Regions from separate parts of the Homo sapiens genome. Here region 2 is linked to region 1. The links are chromatin loops, found by intact Hi-C in ENCODE. Cell type or tissue: B cell. All regions are shown on one strand. Links, peaks and the distances in the headings refer to the core of each region. The heading gives the core; the rest is flanking DNA.

Region 1 (10,901 bases), core at 2,950-7,949:
ATTATAATGATATAATATTATTTAAAGGAAGTCTGCAACTAATTAAAGATGTATAATTTACACTCCAGGGTAACTGCAAAAATATGAAGTTATGAAATGTAAGTTAACAATGGAGATAAAATGGAATAATAAAAAAGGCTCTATTAGCCCAAGAGAAGGCAGAAACTGAGGAGAAAAGAAACAAAGAACAGATAGAACAAATGAATAACAGCTAGCAAGATGGTGTATTTTAATATAAACATTTCAATAATCATACTTTATGTGAATGAACTAAATATGCCAATTAAAACAAGGTGAGAGGCTGGGTGTGGTGGCTCACACCTGTAATCCCAGCACTTTGGGAGGCCAAGACAGGCGGATCACGAGGTCAAGAGATCGAGATCATCCTGGCCAACATGGTGAAACCCCATCTCTACTAAAAATACAAAAATTAGCCAGATGTGGTGGCGCGTGCCTGTAATCCCAGCTACTCAGGAGGCTGAGGCAGGAGAACTTTGTGAACCCAGGAGGCGGGGGTTGCAGTGAGCCGAGATCGTGCCACTGCACTCCAGCCTGGTGACAGAGTGAGATTCCATCTCAAAAAAAAAAAAAAAAAAAAAAAAAAAAAGGCGTTAAAAAGCAAGACCCAACTCTATGCTGTATATAAGAAACCTACATCAAATATAGACACAGAGAGGTTAGAAGTAAAAGAATGGAAAAAGATACACCGTGCAAGCACATATCAAAAGAAAGCTATTATCAAAAAGACAATAGAAAGAAGAAAATAGACTTCAAAACAAGGAATAGCATCAGGGACAAAGCAAGACATTAAATAATGAAAAAGGCTTCTATTCCCCAAGAAAACATAGTAGTTCCAAATGTGTATAACTAGAAATGGAGCATCAAAATATGTGAAGTAAAAACAAATAGAACTGGAGGTAGAAATGTGGACACTGTGGACAAATCTACAATTACAGATAGAAACTTTCACATTCCTCCCTCAGTAACTGAGAGTAAAAGTGAACAGAAAATCAGTAAGGATACAGAAGAACTGAATAACATTATCAACCAACCTGGCCTAATTAACATTTATAGAACACTTTACCCAATGACAGAAGAATACATATTTTTTCAAGTGCTTATGTACATGAAGTGAAACTATATTGTGGGCCATGATATACATTTAACAAATTTTAAAGAATATAAATCATATAGAGTTTGTTCTTAGATCATAATGGAATTTAACTAGAAATTAATAATAGAAAGATATCTAGAAATTCCAATATTGGGAAATTACATAAACTTCCAGAAAACCCTTGGATCAAAGAGGAAATCTCAGGGGAAAATTAAATAATACTTTGAAATGAATTAAAATGAAAATGCAACATATCCAATTTTGTGGGATGCACCTAAAGTAGTGCTTAGAAGGAAGATTGGCCAGGTGTGGTGGCTCACGCCTGTAATCCCAGCACTTTGGGAGGCCAAGGTGGGCTGGATCACTTGAGGTCAAGAGTTCAAGACCAGCCTGGCCAATATGGTGAAACCGCATCTCTACTAAAAATTCAAAAATTAGCCAGGCATGGTGGCAGGTGCCTGTAATCCCACCTACTCAGGAGGCTGAGGCAGGAGAATTGCTTGAACCCAGGAGGCAGAGGTTGCAGTGAGCTAAGATTGTGTCACTGCACTCCAGCCTGGGTGACAATGCGAGACTCAGTCTCAGAAAAAAAAAAAAAGGAAGATTATAGCACTAAATGCTTATATTAGAAAATAAGAAAGGTCTCAAATCAGTAATTTAAGTTTCCTCCCTAAGGAACTAGATAAAGAAGTGATTAAATTAAACCCAATGCAATCAAAAGGAGGAAAATAATAAAGATAAGAGGATAAATTAATGAAATTGAAAGCAGGGAGAAAGTAGAGAAAATAAACGAAACCAAAGGATGGTTCCTAAAAACTAATGTAATAAATGAAAACTGAGGCATCACTACAAATCATACAGGCATTTAAAGGATAATAAGGGAACATAATGAACAACTTTCTGCCAATAAATTCAAGAACTTAGACAAAATAGAGAAAAGCCTTGAAAGACACTAACGACACTCATTCAAGAAGATATGGATAACCCACATAGCCCTATATCTATTAAAGAAATAAAATTTGGCCAGGCCCAGTGGCTCACACCTGTAATCCTAGCACTTTGGGAGGCCGAAGCGGGTGGATCACCTGAGGTCAGGAGTTCGAGACCAGCCTGGCCAACATGGCAAAACCCTGTCTCTACTAAAAATACAAAAATTAGCCAGGCATGGTGGTGGGCACCTGTAATCCCAGCTACCCGGGAGGCTGAAGCTGGAGAATCTCTTGAACCCAGGAGGTGGAGGTTGCAGCGAGCCAAGATCGTGCCACTGCACTTCAGCCTGGGTGACAAGAGTGAAACTCCATCTCAAAAAAAAAAAAAAAAAAAAGAAAGAAAGAAAATTTGTAGTTGATAGCCTTCCCAAAAAGAAAAGTATAGGCCCAGATGTTTTCAATGGTGAGTTCTACCAATCATTTAAGGAAGAAGGAATACCAATTCTACACAACATCTTTCAGAAAATACAAGAGGAGGGAGAACTTCTGATTTCATTTTATGATGCCAGCATTATGCTAATATCAAAACCAAAGATAGCATAAAAAAGGAAAACTGCAGACCGATATCCCTCATGGACAGAGACAAATATCTTCAGCCAAACTATCAGCAAAGCAAATCCAGAAATATATGAAAAGAATAATATGTTACAACCAACTGAAGTTTATCCCATAAGTTCGAGGTTGGTTCAACATTTAAAATCAAGCAGTGTAATTCACCATAGTAACAGACTAAAAAATAAAAAACATATCATCATTTTTATAGATGCAGGAAACACAACAAAATCCAACTCATGAGAAGAAGCCTCAGCAAACTAGCAAGATGGGGGAGCTTCCTCAATTTGGTAAAAGGTGCCTACAAAAAGCCTACAGCTAACATACTTAAAAGGTGAAAAATGGAATGCTTTCCCTCTAAAATCAAGAAAAAGTCAAGGATGTCTGCTCTCGTCATTTCTATGCAACATTTATAGTATTGCAGGTTGCAACTACAGACAAGGCTATTAGAACTAATAAGTGAGTTTAGCAAGGCTATGGGATATGAGGTCAGTGAAATCAATTGACAAACCAATCCTAAAATTGCCATAGAAAAACAAAGGACCTAAAATAGCCAAAACAACTCTGAGAAAGAAAAAGTTTGAGGGCTAAAATAACCTGATTTCAAGAATTATTGTAAAGCTACAGTCATTAGTCATTAAACAGCATGTTGTTGGCATAAAACAAATAGATCAATGGAACAGACTAGAGAATCCAGAAATAGATCTACATGGATATGGTAAATGGATTTTTTTTTAGATAGTTTTGCTCTTGTCGCCCAGGCTGGAGTGCAATGGTGTGATCTCAGCTCACTGCAACCTCCACCTCTGGGGTTCAAGCAATTCTCCTGTCTCAGCCTCCCAAGTAGCTGGGATTACAGGTGCCCACCACCATGCCTGGCTAATTTTTTTTGTGTTTTTAGTAGAGACAGAGTTTCACCATGTTGGCCAGGCTGGTCTTGAACTCCTGACCTCAGGAGATCCTCCAGCCTCAGCCTCCCAAAGTGCTGGGATTATAGGCGTGAGCCACTGTGCCCTTCAGGTAAATTGGTTTTTGATGATGTTTCAAAAGTAAATCAATGGAATAAAGGCAGTCTACTCAATAAATAGTACTGGAACAAATGAAATCGGTATGCAAGAAAAGAAACCATGATACAAACCTCACAGCTTTTATAAAATTTACTCAAAATGGATCATAGATCTAAATATAAAATATCTAAATATAAAATATAAAATTATAAAACTTTCAGAGGCCAGGTACATTGGCTCACGCCTGTAATCCCAGCACTTTAGAAGGCCAAGGTGGAAGGATCACTTGAGGCCAAGAGTTGGAGACCAGCCTGCGGGCAACATGGAGAAATCCTGTCCTCTCTACAAAAAATACAATTAGCAGTGCATGGTGGGGAGCAGCTATAGTGCCAGCTACTCAGGAGACTGAGGTGGGAGGATCACTTGAGCCCAAGAGGTCAAGGCTGGGTGACAAAGGATCTTAGGCTAGATGAAGAGTTGTTAGATTTAACATTAAATCCATGATTCATAAAAGAAAAATTGTATTGGGGATTTCATTAAAATTTTTAAATTTTAGTTCTTCAAAAGAGGATGAAAAGACAAAAACTATGGGCTGCTAGAAAATATTTGCAAATTAAATATGCAACAAAGAACCTATATCCAGAGAACCTATATCCAGGGACAAAAACAGTGCCTGGCTCTTGGCATTGTTTTGAAAACTAAATGAGTTAATACAAGTTCTTAGTGTAGTGCCTGGCACATATAAACATTCAATAAAAGTGAACTATTATAGCTTTATTATCACTGTTATTATAGGACTCTTTAAAATGGATAAAAATAGATGCAAGCCAAATGTTCACCAATAGAGAAATTGTTATATTATATGTATTACAAGGAATATTTGACAATGCTTTAACGAATGAAGTAAATCTATATGTACTAACCTGGAAAGATGTCCAGGATGTTTGTGAACAAAGCAAATTGCAGGACCGTTAGTAGAATATGATCCCAGTTGTGCAAAAAGAAAATTATATATTTTCTGAAAAATTTTGTAGAATGGTACTCACTGAACGGCTCACAGTTGTTATCCCTGGGTTGGGGAGTGGAATAAGGAGGAGAGCAAAGGGAAGGTAGCGGGGTAGGGGAAATTTAAAGGGGGTCTTCACTTTTCATTCTATTTATTAACATAAGAATATATTTCTTGTGAAACAAAAAATACAGATGAAAATAACTATCTTTTAAAAGACCAGTGATAAAAAATAACTTTCTGATTGTCTTCACTGATGGATTCAAGTGGATGAAGTACAAGCCTACTTTGGACTGAAAGGTTTACCTAAAAACTGCCTGAGCTTCCATTTGTAACAGCAAACATTGATGGAGTGCTGCTTGCTGGCCTGGCAGCACGAATAACTGAGTTATTGTCCTGGTTGTGCCAATAACTAGTTTTGCTATGTTACTATTATAAATGTTAAACTATAAACTGGAATCAAGTCTTTTTTTTCTGTCTTCCCAGCCTGTAACACAGGGCCTAGTTCGGAGTTAGCGCTCCGTTAACGGGAGGGAGTGACAGGAATTGAATTTAAGCAGCTGTAACAGCCCTATCCAGGCCCCGTCGAAGTGACACATGATCACCATCTAGTGGTGAAAAAGATTCCTGCAGAATTTAGCTATGAGAGGAAAAAGAATTCTTTCTGTGGTGTGTTCCAGGGACAGATGCCTGTCAGCGAAAAAAGCATTGACTAGATATGATCTTTCTTAGAGACAGTTCCCAAACATCAAGGTTTATGTCTTGGAGTGTTGGTAAGATGACACCTAGGTACTCTTGTGTCTTAAGTCTAGTCACTGCCCCATCATCACACGCCCCACATATCTCTAAGCTGCGCAGTGTCCACTCTTGCCACATCCCCTAAAGGAATGAACCGCGTGTGATAATAGGCACACACACTCATGCCTTCCCAAAGTTGATGAAATACTAATAAACTTCCCTAAGCCAGTCTGCTTAAGATACAAAAAAAGACTGGGAAATAAAATATTCTATAATCTTTGCCCTCCAGGGGCATCTTTCTGTATCATCTACTGAAATTGTATAGTGAACCTTTAAAATGTCTGTCATTCCAAAGGACAACAAGGAAACCCATCCTGAGTCAACACTGCAAGCACTACTGTGTGACAAAAGCCTCACCTGCTCATGCAGGTGATGGGAGCAGGTTTTCTTCTCTTGCCTCCTTTGAGTAGCTTCACAGTTAAGGAAGCAGCTGGATAATGCAGAGGCCAAGAGATATTGGACCCTGTGCTTATGGACTCCTGGACTCAAAAGCAAATGATGTAGGGACACACTGGCACTTAGAGAAATCTCAGTATTTATGCACTCCTGATATTCACGTGCTAAATAGAACAACCTTCCTCTAAAGTTCTGTTCTGCAGAACAAACAACAAAAATCTTTTCAAAGACCCCTAAGAGAGAAACACACACTGTCTAGCCCGATGTGAATGGGGAAAGAGGGCTTGAGCAACTCTATGTTCAGGAAAATCTCCTGCCACACATTCTGGAAGTATTCATACATTATTAAAGTCTTTTTATAATCCCACCTCTTGAACTTCCACACAATATGTGCCTCATCTATGTGGGAACAAAAACAGTTGTGAAATTTGGCCAGAAGAGGACAGCAGTTTGAGAGCACTGTATAGACAAGAGCACAAGGCTGAACCACATTTGGGGTGGGCTGCTTTGGATGAGCGCAGACATGCGCGAGTTTGTTCCTACCACCGTGCAGTGAAGTTGCAGAGAAATTAGGAATTAAGAACAAGATGAATCCATCCAGCTACTCCCAGCCTAAAAAAAGCAAGAAGTCCTAATAGCTATTTATATGCAACTCCCTGGGGACTGAAGTGGTTCTTCCTAATGGCTGAAAAACACTGAGTAGCAATCAGGTCTTTAAGCAGAATGTTTTTAAGACCTTATCGTGAGGACGCTGATGGAGATAATGAACGTTTGAGGTGTCGATAGTACATCTTAAAACGGTAATGGAATAGGTAGGAAGATTCGCTCTTCCAAGTATTCCTAATTTCATATTAGTAAAAGTCAGTTGTCCAGCTGGCACTATAAAAGCGCGGTGTCAGCATTAAGAAGAAGCTGAAAGGAGTTACACGATGAGAAACGAGTTACACTGTGTAGGGTTCCAGACAGCAGTGTCCGATGACAGCTACAAGAGCAGCACTCCTTACTCCTTACGGTCCAGGGGGAATGCAGGCAATTCCCCTCTGGCTGTCAGTCTCCCTATCCCCTGCCGCGTCTCCTTCGCGGGGCGATGGGTCTCAGAGCCACCCCCAGCCAAAGAAAGGGGCACGCTTTCGAGATGTCTCCCTGGCCGCTCCTGTACGGAGAGTGGCGCCTGAGGTTTCAGCCCCAACCCGCCTCCCTCCGCTAGAGTCAGCGGCGGTCTGGAGTCCCTGAGCCCCGCGGGCAGGCGCCACCTGGTCTCCGGCCCGCTGCCTAGCACAGCGGCGAAGCTGGCTCGACGTGCGATTTCGGTTTCCGTCCGTCGGCCTCGCCCGCAGTCCCGGGCGCTGGGAGCGGCTGCGCCTGGCGCGCCCGGAGCCCAGCGGCTCCCCGCGGCCGCCCCGCGGGCGGGTGCCCCGGGACGCGAAGGCCGGGCGGGTGGCGGCGCCCCTACTCACGTAGCGCTGTAGCTTCCTCTCGGGGGGCGACTTAACGAGCCAGCCGGTGCACACTGCGTCGCCCGCACTCATCGTGGCCGCCGCCGCCGCTTCCTCCAGCTGGGCCAGCCGCCCGCGGCAGAAGGAAGTCGGGCCAAGGATGCCGGCGGGGCGGGCCCAGCGCCCGCCCGCCCAGCGCCGCCCCGAGCGGCCGCTGCGACCCCCGCCTCCGGCCGCCGCGGCCCCCGGGGAGGGAACCGACGCCGCCCGCAACCCAAGACGGCGGGAAAAGCAAGCAGCGAAGCCTGGGAAGCCCCTTCGAGCAACTGCAGCTCCGCCAGCGGCTGTGCCCGGGGGGGGGGTGTGGGGGGGGGAGCCTACGCAGCAGGGCGCCTGCCACTCTCACCCAGGGTCACGAGAAAGCGCTCGGAAGGAGCCCTGCGACCTAATGGGAGCACAGCCTGGAACCTGTTGCCCTCATGCCCCATCCCCAATCCGCCACGCCAAACGGGCTGGTCCCTGGGTCTCAGGGACCCTGGAGCTGAAACCCAAGTACCACCTGCATCTGCCATGTGCATAGTTCACGGAGAAACAAAAGCAAGACTCCTCTTGGACTTCCCTATTCCACTTGATTGCTTGCACAGTAGTGTGTTTTCTATGTCCCTCCCCCAAAGATCGTTGTATTCAGTGATAAGCTTTGCCGGCTAAACGGTCTAAATGTCTTAATGAACCCAAATGACCCAAACTCAAAAGGTAGTGCTGTTTGCAATCTCTTTGACTCGAAGGTTTTAAAAGATGGATCTAAAGTCGATTGTGCCAACTAGTGTGCTGACCACGCTAAGTAAAAATAACAATCATGAGCACCTAACACTTGTGACCTTCCTTACTGCCAAGCTAACACCATGCCAGCGATTGTGCTAAGCACTTTCCAGGCGTTATCTCATTGAATCCACACAACACCCTGTCAAAGGGCTCTTATTATTATCTCAATTTTGCAGGTTACTAAAATGAAAAACAGGATGACAGTGTCACTTGTCGAGAGCCACACGAGAAAATCATCCATAGGCAGCCAGAGCTGTGTCAAGAGCCCATCCACTTAAGCACCACCCTCTGCTTTTTGTGGGTATCATCTATGTGACGTTTGCTAGCATCTTCAACAGAATGACCAACCTCCCATCCTATCAGGCCAGATGCTTCAGGGTGATGAGCTAACATGGTAACACCAGTGGAGTCCATCAGCATGCGCACACTGGCTTATAATGATTTTCTTGTGTGAGATAATGTCAGTGTGAATAATGGGTTCAGTAAGTCAATGGGCAGGAGTGCCAGCAGAAATGTGAATTTTAAAAAAGCGAATCCATGTACAAAATTAGTACCTGTTCAAGTGAGAAAAAATTGCTGCCCCTTCCAGATGGCAGTCCAGGTGGCTGTCTGGTCCCCCCAGGGAATGCTGTTATTAAGGGTTCATTGTTTGTCTCTGCCTGTGGGCAGCTTGAGCACTTAGCAGTGGCTGTGGCCATATCAACTGTTGCCAGTCCCTGAGAGCCCCACTATGCATTGCTAATTCTCTAAGTCTTGCTTACACCTCTGTTAAAAAAAAAATCCCTTAATTATACTTTCCTCATTTCAACCCCTTGAGTCTACTGTTTGCTTCCTTTTGAAACCTTGACCGATAGACCTGGTCATGAGGAACTCCCTACGACATTCTGGGTGTAAGTCCAGGGAATGGTGATCATGCAGCAGCAGGGGCCACAAAGATGTGAGCCACCTGCTCTAGCAACTTTCCTGTACCTTCCAGACCTGCTTGAGTCTGGTCTCAAATATTCCACTTCCAAAAGAGGATGAAATAGCACCAAATTTATCAGTGGCAGCTGAAGTTCCATGGTTCTTTGGTGCCCCATGGTCAAGCATTCAGACTTTGCCACAGCCCAGGAGCAAGCTGGAAGCTGTTGGTCAAAAGGAAAATACTTCTTTTGTGGTAGAGGGCATGGTTTACTTCAAAACTCTAGGGCTTTGCTGTGTGTTTCTCCTACTGGGACTTGCCAGAGGCTCCGTGTAGCCTCCCAGTGTGTCAAAGGTCCTGTACCTGTTGAATCTACATGGTCATAAGGGTCAAGTGGCCTGGACCTGTCACAGAGCCTTTTCTTGCCCTGGATCTCTCCCCGAAAACATGCAACCCTACAGATGACTTGCTGAGTGCATTGGTGCGGCACAATTAAATGTAGCATATGTTGCCTACAAAATTCAAACATCCACACCAAATGCCGTGCCTCTTTCTGAGTGGTAGGTGGTAAGCGGTACAACAACATGTTGAATACCCAACGTGGTCCAGACCATCTAAAAACTTTGCTGAGGTTCAGGCTCTTGAGTTTTCATGGGGCTTATCTCCTGCCCTGTGGTGTACTTGTATCTTAATAAAGCATCTAGAGTATTCGCTACCTCTAGATCATCAGGTCCAGTACATATGTCATCAGTGTAATAAACCAGCACAACATTCACAACAATCAAGCTCCATTCAACGTGGATTATGACAGTGAGCCAGAGAATAGATATAGTCCTAAGGTTGTACTTCTGTTCCCGCTAGATGAAAGTAAGCTGCTTCTAGTGTTCTCTGCTGAATGGGAAAAAATAACATTTGGCAAAGGAATAGCTGTATCCCAGGTGCCAGGGGGCTATGTTGATTTGCTGTAGGAAAACAGCATCATCTGGAATAGCAGCTTCAGTTCGAATCACAGCCTGATTAATTCTACAATTACCCACTACTAATCTCCAGACTAGCCAGATGGGTTAAATAAAGATGTGATATGAGTAACTATTCCCGTATCTTTTAGGGTACCCTGTTCTCACTGCCAGAGAAATCGAAATTGTTCCTTTCATGGAAACCCATCTTAGCTTCTCTGCACTCTAGCCTGGGGAGAGGAGAGAATTTGAATAGCAAGTGATTTTTGGCACCTGCATTCCCTTTGTGGCTTCCCCATTTATTTTTTGTTTAAAATACACTTTGTTTCACAGTTCATTAACTTCTGTAAATCTTATAACTACAAACTTGTGAAAATAAATGCCTACTATTACAGAAGAGTTTCTATCTCAATTTCATCATGATGAGTCAAAGTGACTATGCATCTAACTTATTTGCTATGAAAAGAAAATTTGAAAAGAAAACTCTGGATCATAGACAGGCAGGGGAAACAGCTTCAAATGTGTGTGAGAGTCAGTAATGAGGAAAAGGACTGCACCTTCCTATATCTCCCACCTCCCACCCACCTCTTGATTTAATAAATCTAAGAAGTATGTGAATTAAAGGCCTGGAGTGCCATGGCACAAGTTCAGATAGGGGAACACTCTTTTTCCTCTATAGGCATCCATAAACGACTTCTCTATGAGTTAAAATCATCTAATTTTCATGTGGAATATGAAATTTGACTTTATTATTATCAGTGATAGTCTTTCATCATATCCATTATTGTTGTATTTAAAATTGCCCAAAATTGGTCAGGTATGGTGATTCACACCTGTAATCCCAGCCCTGTGGGAGGATGAGGCAGGAGGATCCCTTGAGCTCAGGAGTTTGAGACCAGCCTGAGCAACATAGGAAGACCTCAT
Region 2 (9,060 bases), core at 289-5,288, 92 kb after region 1:
GACTTTGGAGCAAAGGTCACCTATAACTGGGTGGATGTTTGGGAAAATGAAGATCTGAATGTTCAAAACGTGTAATTCAAGGCAACTCTGAAACCCTGTGGGTTTTGTGTGGATTCCGAGGTAATCCTACAGTAGAAAGTCCAGCCAAATGGTGAGAATAAGCAAGAGTCTTGGAGAAAAAGGAACAGAATGAAGGCAATGTCCTACCATAATGCATGCTCTTGCAAGGACAGACAGACACCATGATATCTTTAGGATCTCCTGAGGCAGTTTGTGTAAAAGGAGGCAACTTGCCACCAAAATGGGAAAGAAGTGGTTAAACAGCAACAGTAGGGCTCCTGCTTCCTGGAGCTATTGGGTGACATTTTCCTCTAACAATCCTGGCATCTTCAAGTGTGGTGTCAGTTTTACTTCGGATTCCAAATGGGAAGAGACTTTTCCTGGCAAATGCACTGTGAAGTAACACTGTGATCCTACAGAGAGTTTAGCTATCAGAACAAAAGACGTTTGGGCCATCTTCATTCATCTAGCTACATTTTCCCCCTAGGTTCCCAACCCTGGCTGCTTATTGGAATCGCCTTTGGAGCTTTTAAAAAATGATGCATGGGTAAGTTCCCCACCCCCCCACCCCCCCAAGAGATGCCAATTTAATCGGTCTGTTCCCACCTTGGCCCCCTTACTCTGGTCTCCAAGTTCTGCCTAATATAGCCCCTGCCCAAGTCTCTGATCTGTTCTCCCACTGCATTCCTCCTATTTTACCGCATCGCAGATGAGCTGATCTTTCAGTTTCTCAACAATGTCAACTCTTGTTTTATTTAACATGAGAGCCTTTGTATATGTGATTCCCTCTGCTTGGAAGGCTCTTACCCCTTCTGTTTCTTCTTTTATCCATGTTTTTTACCCTTCGGGTCTCAGTTTAAATACCACCTCTTAAACTAAGCATAGTGGCATGCCCCTGGAGTCCCAGCTACTCAGCAGGCTGAGGCAGGAGGATTGCTTGAGCCCAGGAGTTTGAGACAAGCCTAGGCAACATAGCGAAATTCTGCCTCAATTTTTTTTTTTTTTTTTGAGACGGAGTCTCGCTCTGTCGCCCAGGCTGGAGTGCAGTGGCACCATCTCGGCTCACTGCAAGCTCCGCCTCCCGGGTTCACGCCATTCTCCTGCCTCAGCCTCCCAAGTAGCTGGGACTACAGGTGCCCGCCACCATGCCCGGCTCATTTTTTGTATTTTTAGTAGAGATGGGGTTTCACTGTGTTAGCCAGGATGGTCTTGATCTCCTGACCTCGTGATCCACCCGCCTCGGCCTCCCAAAGTGCTGAGCTACCTCTTTAGAAAGGTCTTCCTCATTATTCCTCTTGTAAAATAGGACTCTTTTTTGTTCTAAATCTCAACTTATTTGTTTCCTTTGTAGCATTCAGTATCTTTTCCTTTATCTCTTTACATGCTTATTGACTGTTTCCTCTGTCTCCGCCACCAAATGTCAGTTCCACAAGGGCAAAGACCTTGGTCATTGTTGTATCTTCAGCACATAGAATATATAGCATAATGTATATAGCATGGCAAATATACCATAAACATCTATAGAAATAAAGTTCTGTATTTGGAAAAATTTTTGAGAAACATTAAGGTCCCTGTTCTGAGATTATTTTACAAATGTTTACGCTGTATTTGGAGGCTTTGTACATCTTTTGTTAGACTTAATCCTTACTGCATTAAATCAGGGGGCATGCGATGCCAGATTGTCCCATTATTGATGATGCTAAGTTTGATCACTTGGTTAAGATGTCCACCTAATCTCTATATTTATAAAGGTAACCCTTTCCCTTTCCTAACAATCTGTGGAGTGAGACTTTGAGACCATGCAAATATTCTGTTTCACAACAAGCTTTTATCCAATGGTATTAGCAACCCTTAAAGTTCTTTACAAGTATTCAATAGTAAGTACATTGATGGTTGCAAACTGATTTTCCAGTTATGATCCATTACCCTCATTATTCCTTTTGATGCTCAAATTGTCTCAAATCTGGCCAACAGGAAGCCCTTCAGACCAGTTTCTGTGTTCTTTTCACATGATCCCATTAATCTTCTGGCACATCAAGATCACCAAGATCATCTAAGATTGCCTGGCAGTTTCCTTGATCCAGCCTTGAAAAAGTCATTTCTCTAGGGAGCTCAGATTCTTTTGACTGGAAAATGGTAGTTAGAGACCAAGATTTGGGCATGGGATGGGCTCGTTATTACTGCAGTGTAATTACTTCTAGATTCCCTCAGTGAACAGTGCTAAGAATATGATTTTTTAAATTCCTAAGTTCTCACTGACACTTCTAATTCAACTCTAACATTCTTTTTGTTAGTATTAGATTTCTAGGGCTACTGTAACAAATTCACCACACACTTGGTGCCTTTAAAACAAAAGAAATTTATTCACTTATCGTTCTAGAGGCTTAAAGTCTGGAGCCTGGAGCAGAGGCACAAAAGAGTGTGTCAAACACAAAATCACATTTAAAGCTTCTATTTGGAAGTGGTATATATGTCATGTCCAATCACATTCTATTGATCAAGATGAGCCGTACGGCCATGCCTAAAGTTGATGAGGTTTTCAAGGAAAGAGGGAATAAAAACTCAAGAACATTAATACCATCTGCTTCATATGCTATTTTCTGTTCATTTAGAAATTCCTTACATTTTCTTGTTTCAGCAATAAGAGGTGATTTATGCAGGCAGACATGAGGGCTGGGTGGCTTACTAGGTTTCTTAGCCAGGAGTACCCTCTACTGTTGATAAATGGAAGTGTAATTTATTTAATAGATGTGACCAAAGAGGTTTGTGGGTCTTGTGATTTAGTAATTCACTTTTGTTTTTATAGGACAGTTAATTTCCAACATTTGCTTTCTTCTTTTTTTTTTTTTTTTTTTTTTTGAGACAGGGTTTCTCTCTGGAGCAAGGTTGGCTAGATTTATATATTTATTTTCTACTTGTAAATATAAACTTATAGTACTTTTTGTCTTCTGGTTATTCTATAGATGGGTTATGGGTGGTTTTAGTCATAATTTAAAATTGTGTGTGTATGTGTATGTATGGTTTTTGAAGACTGTGGAGAGATTTAGGCAGCTGCCATTATCTGACAGGAATGTGCAACTCCTGCTTGGAATTTTTAAATGCTATTTAAAACTATTTTTCCAACTGTTTCAGGTATACAGAAATACAATTAATTTTGGTATTTATTTTGTTTTCAGCAAGCTTGAAAAATTTTAAAAATTCTAATAATTTATATATAAATTCCTTTGGATTTTCTATCTATGCCATCATATCTTCCACATACAATGAGTTTGTTTCATCATATTCAATCCTTACATATTTTCCTTCTTTTTCTCATCTTATTGCACTGCTTAGGACAGCCAATATGTATAATCCTTCAGTCTGTCACTGTGATAAATTATATCAGTTTTCTAATGTATAAGCCAAACTTGCATTCCTAGCATAAATCCAATTTGGATCCATATTGCTAATATTTTGTTTGGGATTTATGTTTATGAATAAAACGGGCCTATTATCTTCCTTTCTAATATTGTTCTTGTTCGGTTTGGTTGTCAAGGTTATGCTATTATCATAAGATAATTGAATAACATTCCATCTTTTTCCATTTTCTGAAAGAATTTTTGCAAGGTTAATATTATTTCTCCTTTGAAAAATTGGTAGAATATAGTTAGTGTAGCCATCTGGATCTGGATTTTTTAAATTAATAACCTTTTAACACTAAGTTTGGAAAATTAGGTAAAATGGATTAATCCCTGGTAAATACAACAAGAAAGAACATTTAATATTAATAAGTATCCTCATTTTTTATATTTTTATATTGGCAGAAATTTTTGTGGGATCTTTATTGATGTCCAGTTTTTTAAAGTTTCTGATATTATTTGTGCCTTCTTTTCATCTTGATTGCTCTTGCCAGAAGTTTGTCAATTTTCAAGGAACCAACTTTTGGTTTTCTTTATTCTCTCTATTGTATGTTTCTTTTTTACTTCATTTACTTCATATCTTTATTATTTCCTTGCTTCTACTTCCTTTTGGTTTATTTTGCTGTTTCACTAGCTTCTTGAGACATACCTTAGCTCATTAATTGTCAGGCTTTCTTCTCTTCCAATATATGTTTTTAACGCTATACATTTCTTTCTAAATATTGCTTTAGCTGATTCCCACATTTTAATATGTCATGCCTTGTTATCATTCAGTTTAAAATATTTTCTAATTTATGATTTCTTATTTGACACATGGGTTTAAAAGTATAGTTCTTGATTCTAACATAGGAAGATTTTATAGTTATCTTTCTTATTTATATCAACTTTAATTGTATTGTGACCAGAAAACATGTTTTATATTATCTGAAATTTGAGACTACTTTATTTGTAGCTTATTTGTAGCTTAAAATGGAAAATTCTAACATGTTTCCTTTGTGTGCTTACAAAGAATGTGTAATTTTGCAATTTCTTTTTTTTTATTATACTGTAAGTTCTAGGGTACATGTGCACAACGTGCAGGTTTGTTACATATGTATACATGTGCCATGTTGGTGTGCTGCACCCATTAACTCGTCATTTACATTAGGTATATCTCCTAATGCTATCCCTCCCCTGTCCACCCACCCCATGACAGGCCCCGGTGTGTGATGTTCCCCTACCTGTGTCCAAGTGTTCTTATTGTTCAATTCCCACCTACGAGTGAGAACATGCGGTGTTTGGTTTTTTGTCCTTGTGATAGTTTTTGAGAATGATGGTTTCCAGCTTCATCCATGTCCCTACAAAGGACATGAACAGATCCTTTTTATGGCTGCATAGTATTCCATGGTGTATATGTGCCACATTTTCTTAATCCAGTCTATCATTGATGGACATTTGGGTTGGTTCCAAGTCTTTGCTATTGTGAATAGTGCCGCAATAAACATACGTGTGCATGTGTCTTTATAGCAGCATGATTTATAATCCTTTGGGTACATACCCAGTAATGGGATGGCTGGGTCAAATGGTATTTCTAGTTCTAGATCCTTGAGGAATCGCCACACTGTCTTCCACAATTGTTGAACTAGTTTACAGTCCCACCAACAGTGTAAAAGCGTTCCTATTTCTCCACATCCTCTCCAGCACCTGTTGTTTCCTGACTTTTTAATGATCGCCATTCTAACTGGTGTGAGATGGTATCTCACTGTGGTTTTGATTTGCATTTCTCTGATGGCCAGTGATGATGAGCATTTTTTCATGTATCTGTTGGCTGCATAAATGTCTTCTTTTGAGAAGTGTCTGTTTATATCCTTCACCCACTTTTTGATGGGGTCTTTTTTTCTTGTAAGTTTGTTTGAGTTCTTCGTAGATTCTGGATATTAGCCCTTTGTCAGATGAATAGATTGCAAACATTTTCTCCCAATTTGTAGCTCGCCTGTTCACTGGGATGGTAGTTTCTTTTGCTGTGCGGAAGCTCTTTAGTTTCATTAGATCCCATTTGTCAATTTTGGCTTTTGTTGCCATTGCTTTTGGTGTTTTAGACATGAAGTTCTTGCCCATGCCTATGTCCTGAATGGTATTGCCTAGGTTTTCTTCTAGGGTTTTTATGGTTTTAGGTCTAACATTTAAGTCTTTAATCCATCTTGAATTAATTTTTGTATAAGGTGTAAGGAAGGGATCCAGTTTCAGCTTTCTACATATGGCTAGCCAGTTTTCCCAGCACCATTTATTCAATAGGGAATCCTTTCCCCATTTCTTGTTTTTGTCAGGTTTGTCAAAGATCAGATGGTTGTAGATGTGTGGTATTACTTCTGAGGGCTCTGTTCTGTTCCATTGGTCTATATCTCTGTTTTGGTACCAGTACCATGCTGTTTTGGTTACTGTAGCCGTGTAGTATAGTTTGAAGTCAGGTAGCGTGATGCCTCCAGCTTTGTTCTTTTGGCTTAGGATTGACTTGGCAATGCGGGCTCTTTTTTGGTTCCAAATGAACTTTAAAATAGTTTTTTAGAATTCTGTAAAGAAAGTCATTGGTAGCATGATGGGGATGGCATTGAATCTATAAAATACCTTGGGCAGTATGGCCATTTTCACAATATTGATTCTTCCTACCCATGAGCATGGAATGTTCTTCCATTTGTTTGTATCCCCTTTTATTTCATTGAGCAGTGGTTTGTAGTTCTCCTTGAAGAGGTCCTTCATATCCCTTGTAAGTTGGATTCCTAGGTATTTTATTCTCTTTGAAGCAATTGTGAATGGGAGTTCACTCATGATTTGGCTCTCTGTTTGTCTGTTGTTGGTGTATAAGAATGCTTGTGATTTTTGCACATTGATTTTGTATCCTGAGACTTTGCTGAAGTTGCTTATCAGCATAAGGAGATTTTGGGCTGAGACAATGGTGTTTTCTAGATATACAATCATGTCGTCTGCGAACAGGGACAATTTGACTTCCTCTTTTCCTAATTGAATACCCTTTATTTCTTTCTCCTGCCTGATTGCCCTGGCCAGAACTTCCAACACTATGTTGAATAGGAGTGGTGAGAGAGGGCATCCCTGTCTTGTGCCAGTTTTCAAAGGGAATGCTTCCAGTTTTTGCCCATTCAGTATGATATTGGCTGTGGGTTTGTCATAAATAGCTCTTATTATTTTGAGATACGTCCCATCAATACCTAATTTATTGAGAGTTTTTAGCATGAAGTGTTGTTGAATTTTGTCAAAGGCCTTTTCTGCATCTATTGAGATAATCATGTGGTTTTTGTCTTTGGTTCTGTTTATATGCTGGATTACGTTTATTGATTTTCGTATGTTGAACCAGCCTTGCATCCCAGAGATGAAGCCCACTTGATCATGGTGGATAAGCTTTTTGATGTGCTGCTGGATTTGGTTTGCCAGTATTTTATTGAGGATTTTTGCATCAATGTTCATCAGGGATATTGGTCTAAAATTCTCTTTTTTTGTTGTTTCTCTGCCAGGCTTTGGTATCAGGATGATGCTGGCCTCATAAAATGAGTTAGGGAGGATTCCATCTTTTTCTATTGATTGGAATAGTTTCAGAAGGAATGGTACCAGCTCCTCCTTGTAGTTCTGGTAGAATTTGAGTGTGAATCCGTCTGGTCCTGGACTTTTTTTGGTTGGTAAGCTATTAATTATTGCCTCAATTTCAGAGCCTGTTATTGGTCTATTCAGGGATTCAACTTCTTCCTGGTTTAGTCTTGGGAGGGTGTATGTGTCCAGGAATTTATCCATTTCTTCTAGATTTTCTAGTTTATTTACATAGAGGTGTTTATAGTATTCTCTGATGGTAGTTTGTATTTCTGTGGGATTGGTGGTGATATCCCCTTTATCATTTTTTATTGCGTCTATTTGATTCTTCTCTCTTTTCTTCTTTATTAGTCTTGCTAGTGTTCTATCAATTTTGTTGATCTTTTCAAAAAACCAGTTCCTGGATTCATTGATTTTTTAAAGGGTTTTTTGTGTCTCTATCTCCTTCAGTTCTGCTCTGATCTTAGTTATTTCTTGCCTTCTGCCAGCTTTTGAATGTGTTTGCTCTTGCTTCTCTAGTTCTTTAAATTGTGATGTTAGGGTGTCAATTTTTGATCTTTCCTGCTTTCTCCTGTGGGCACTTAGTGCTATAAATTTTCCTCTACACACTGCTTTAAATGTGTCCCAGAGATTCTGGTATATTGTGTCTTTGTTCTCATTGGTTTCAAAGAACATCTTTATTTCTGCCTTCATTTCGCTATGTACCCAGTAGTCATTCAGGAGCAGGTTGTTCAGTTTCCATGTAGTTGAGCGGTTTTGAATGAGTTTCTTAATCCTGAGTTCTAGTTTGATTGCACTGTGGCCTGAGAGACAGTTTGTTATAATTTCTGTTCTTTTACATTTGCTGAGGAGTGCTTTACTTCCAACTATGTGGTCAGTTTTGGATGTGGTGCTGAGAAGAATGTATATTCTGTTGATTTGGGATGGAGAGTTCTGTAGATGTCTATTAGGTCCGCTTGCTGCAGAGCTGAGTTCAATTCCTGGATATCCTTGTTAACTTTCTGTCTCGTTGAACTGTCTAATGTTGACAGTGGGGTGTTAAAGTCTCCCATTATTATTGTGTGGGAGTCTAAGTCTCTTTGTAGGTCTCTAAGGACTTGCTTTATGAATCTGGGTGCTCCTGTATTGGGTGCATATATATTTTGGATAGTTAGCTCTTCTTGTTGAATTGATCCCTTTACCATTATGTAATGGCCTTGTCTCTTTTGATCTTTGTTGGTTTAAAGTCTGTTTTATCAGAGACTAGGATTGCAACCCCTGCTTTTCTTTTTTTGTTTTCCATTTGCTTGGTAGATCTTCCTCCATCCCTTTATTTCGAGCCTATGTGAGTCTCTGCATGTGAGATGGGTCTCCTGAATACAGCACACTGATGGGTCTTGACTCTTTATCCAATGTGCCAGTCTGTGTCTTTTAATTGGAGCAGTTAGCCCATTTATGTTTAAGGTTAATATTGTTATGTGTGAATTTGATCCTGTCATTATGATGTTAGCTGGTTATTTTGCTCATTAGTTGATGCAGTTTCTTCCTAGCATCGATGGTCTTTACAATTTGGGATGTTTTTGCAGTGGCTGGTACCGGTTGTTCCTTTCTATGTTTAGTGCTTCCTTCAGGAGCTCTTGTAGGGCAAGCCTGGTGGTGACAAAATCTCTCAGCATTTGCTTGTCTGTAAAGGATTTTATTTCTCCTTCACTTATGAAGCTTAGTTTGGCTGGATATGAAATTCTGGGTTGAAAATTCTTTTCTTTAAGAATGTTGAATATTGGCCCCCACTCTCTTCTGGCTTGTAGAGTTTCTGCCAAGAGATCAGCTGTTAGTCTGATGGGCTTCCCTTTGCGGGTAACCCGAACTTTCTGTCTGGCTGCCCTTAACATTTTTTCCTTCATTTCAACTTTGGTGAATCTGACAGTTATGTGTCTTGGAGTTGCTCTTCTCAAGGAGTATCTTTGTGGCGTTCTCTGTATTTCCTGAATTTGAATGTTGGCCTGCCTTGCTAGGTTGGGGAAGTTCTCCTGGATAATATCCTGCA

Evidence for each region. Hi-C counts contacts between places; a loop is a spot of excess contacts. Peaks named below come from ENCODE experiments on the same cell type or tissue, not always from the same donor. Only the 100,000 strongest peaks of a DNase experiment are listed, where the experiment ranks them.
Region 2: it touches region 1 in a loop (15-fold over the local background); 23 of 110 quality-filtered maps call a loop at or near these places.

The regions. Positions count from the first base shown.
Region 1 is chrX:154,743,635-154,754,535 of GRCh38, forward strand. It overlaps GAB3 (GRB2 associated binding protein 3), which reads right to left and starts at 7,443. Exons shown (of 10, transcript NM_001081573.3): 1 at 7,320-7,443. The coding sequence starts at 7,391. RefSeq lists silencers at 7,089-7,148, 7,319-7,398. In B cell, for the core only: a CTCF peak has its summit at 5,290 (motif pointing left); DNase peaks (open chromatin) are centred at 5,277, 6,517, 7,237 and 7,787; H3K4me3 peaks cover 1,516 bases; H3K27ac peaks cover 765 bases.
Region 2 is chrX:154,838,313-154,847,372 of GRCh38, forward strand. All of the region lies in intron 25 of F8 (coagulation factor VIII), which reads right to left. Among named protein-coding and RNA genes, the nearest start is that of SMIM9, 8.2 kb to the left of the region's middle. In B cell, for the core only: CTCF peaks have their summits at 2,749 (motif pointing left) and 2,950; a DNase peak (open chromatin) is centred at 2,749.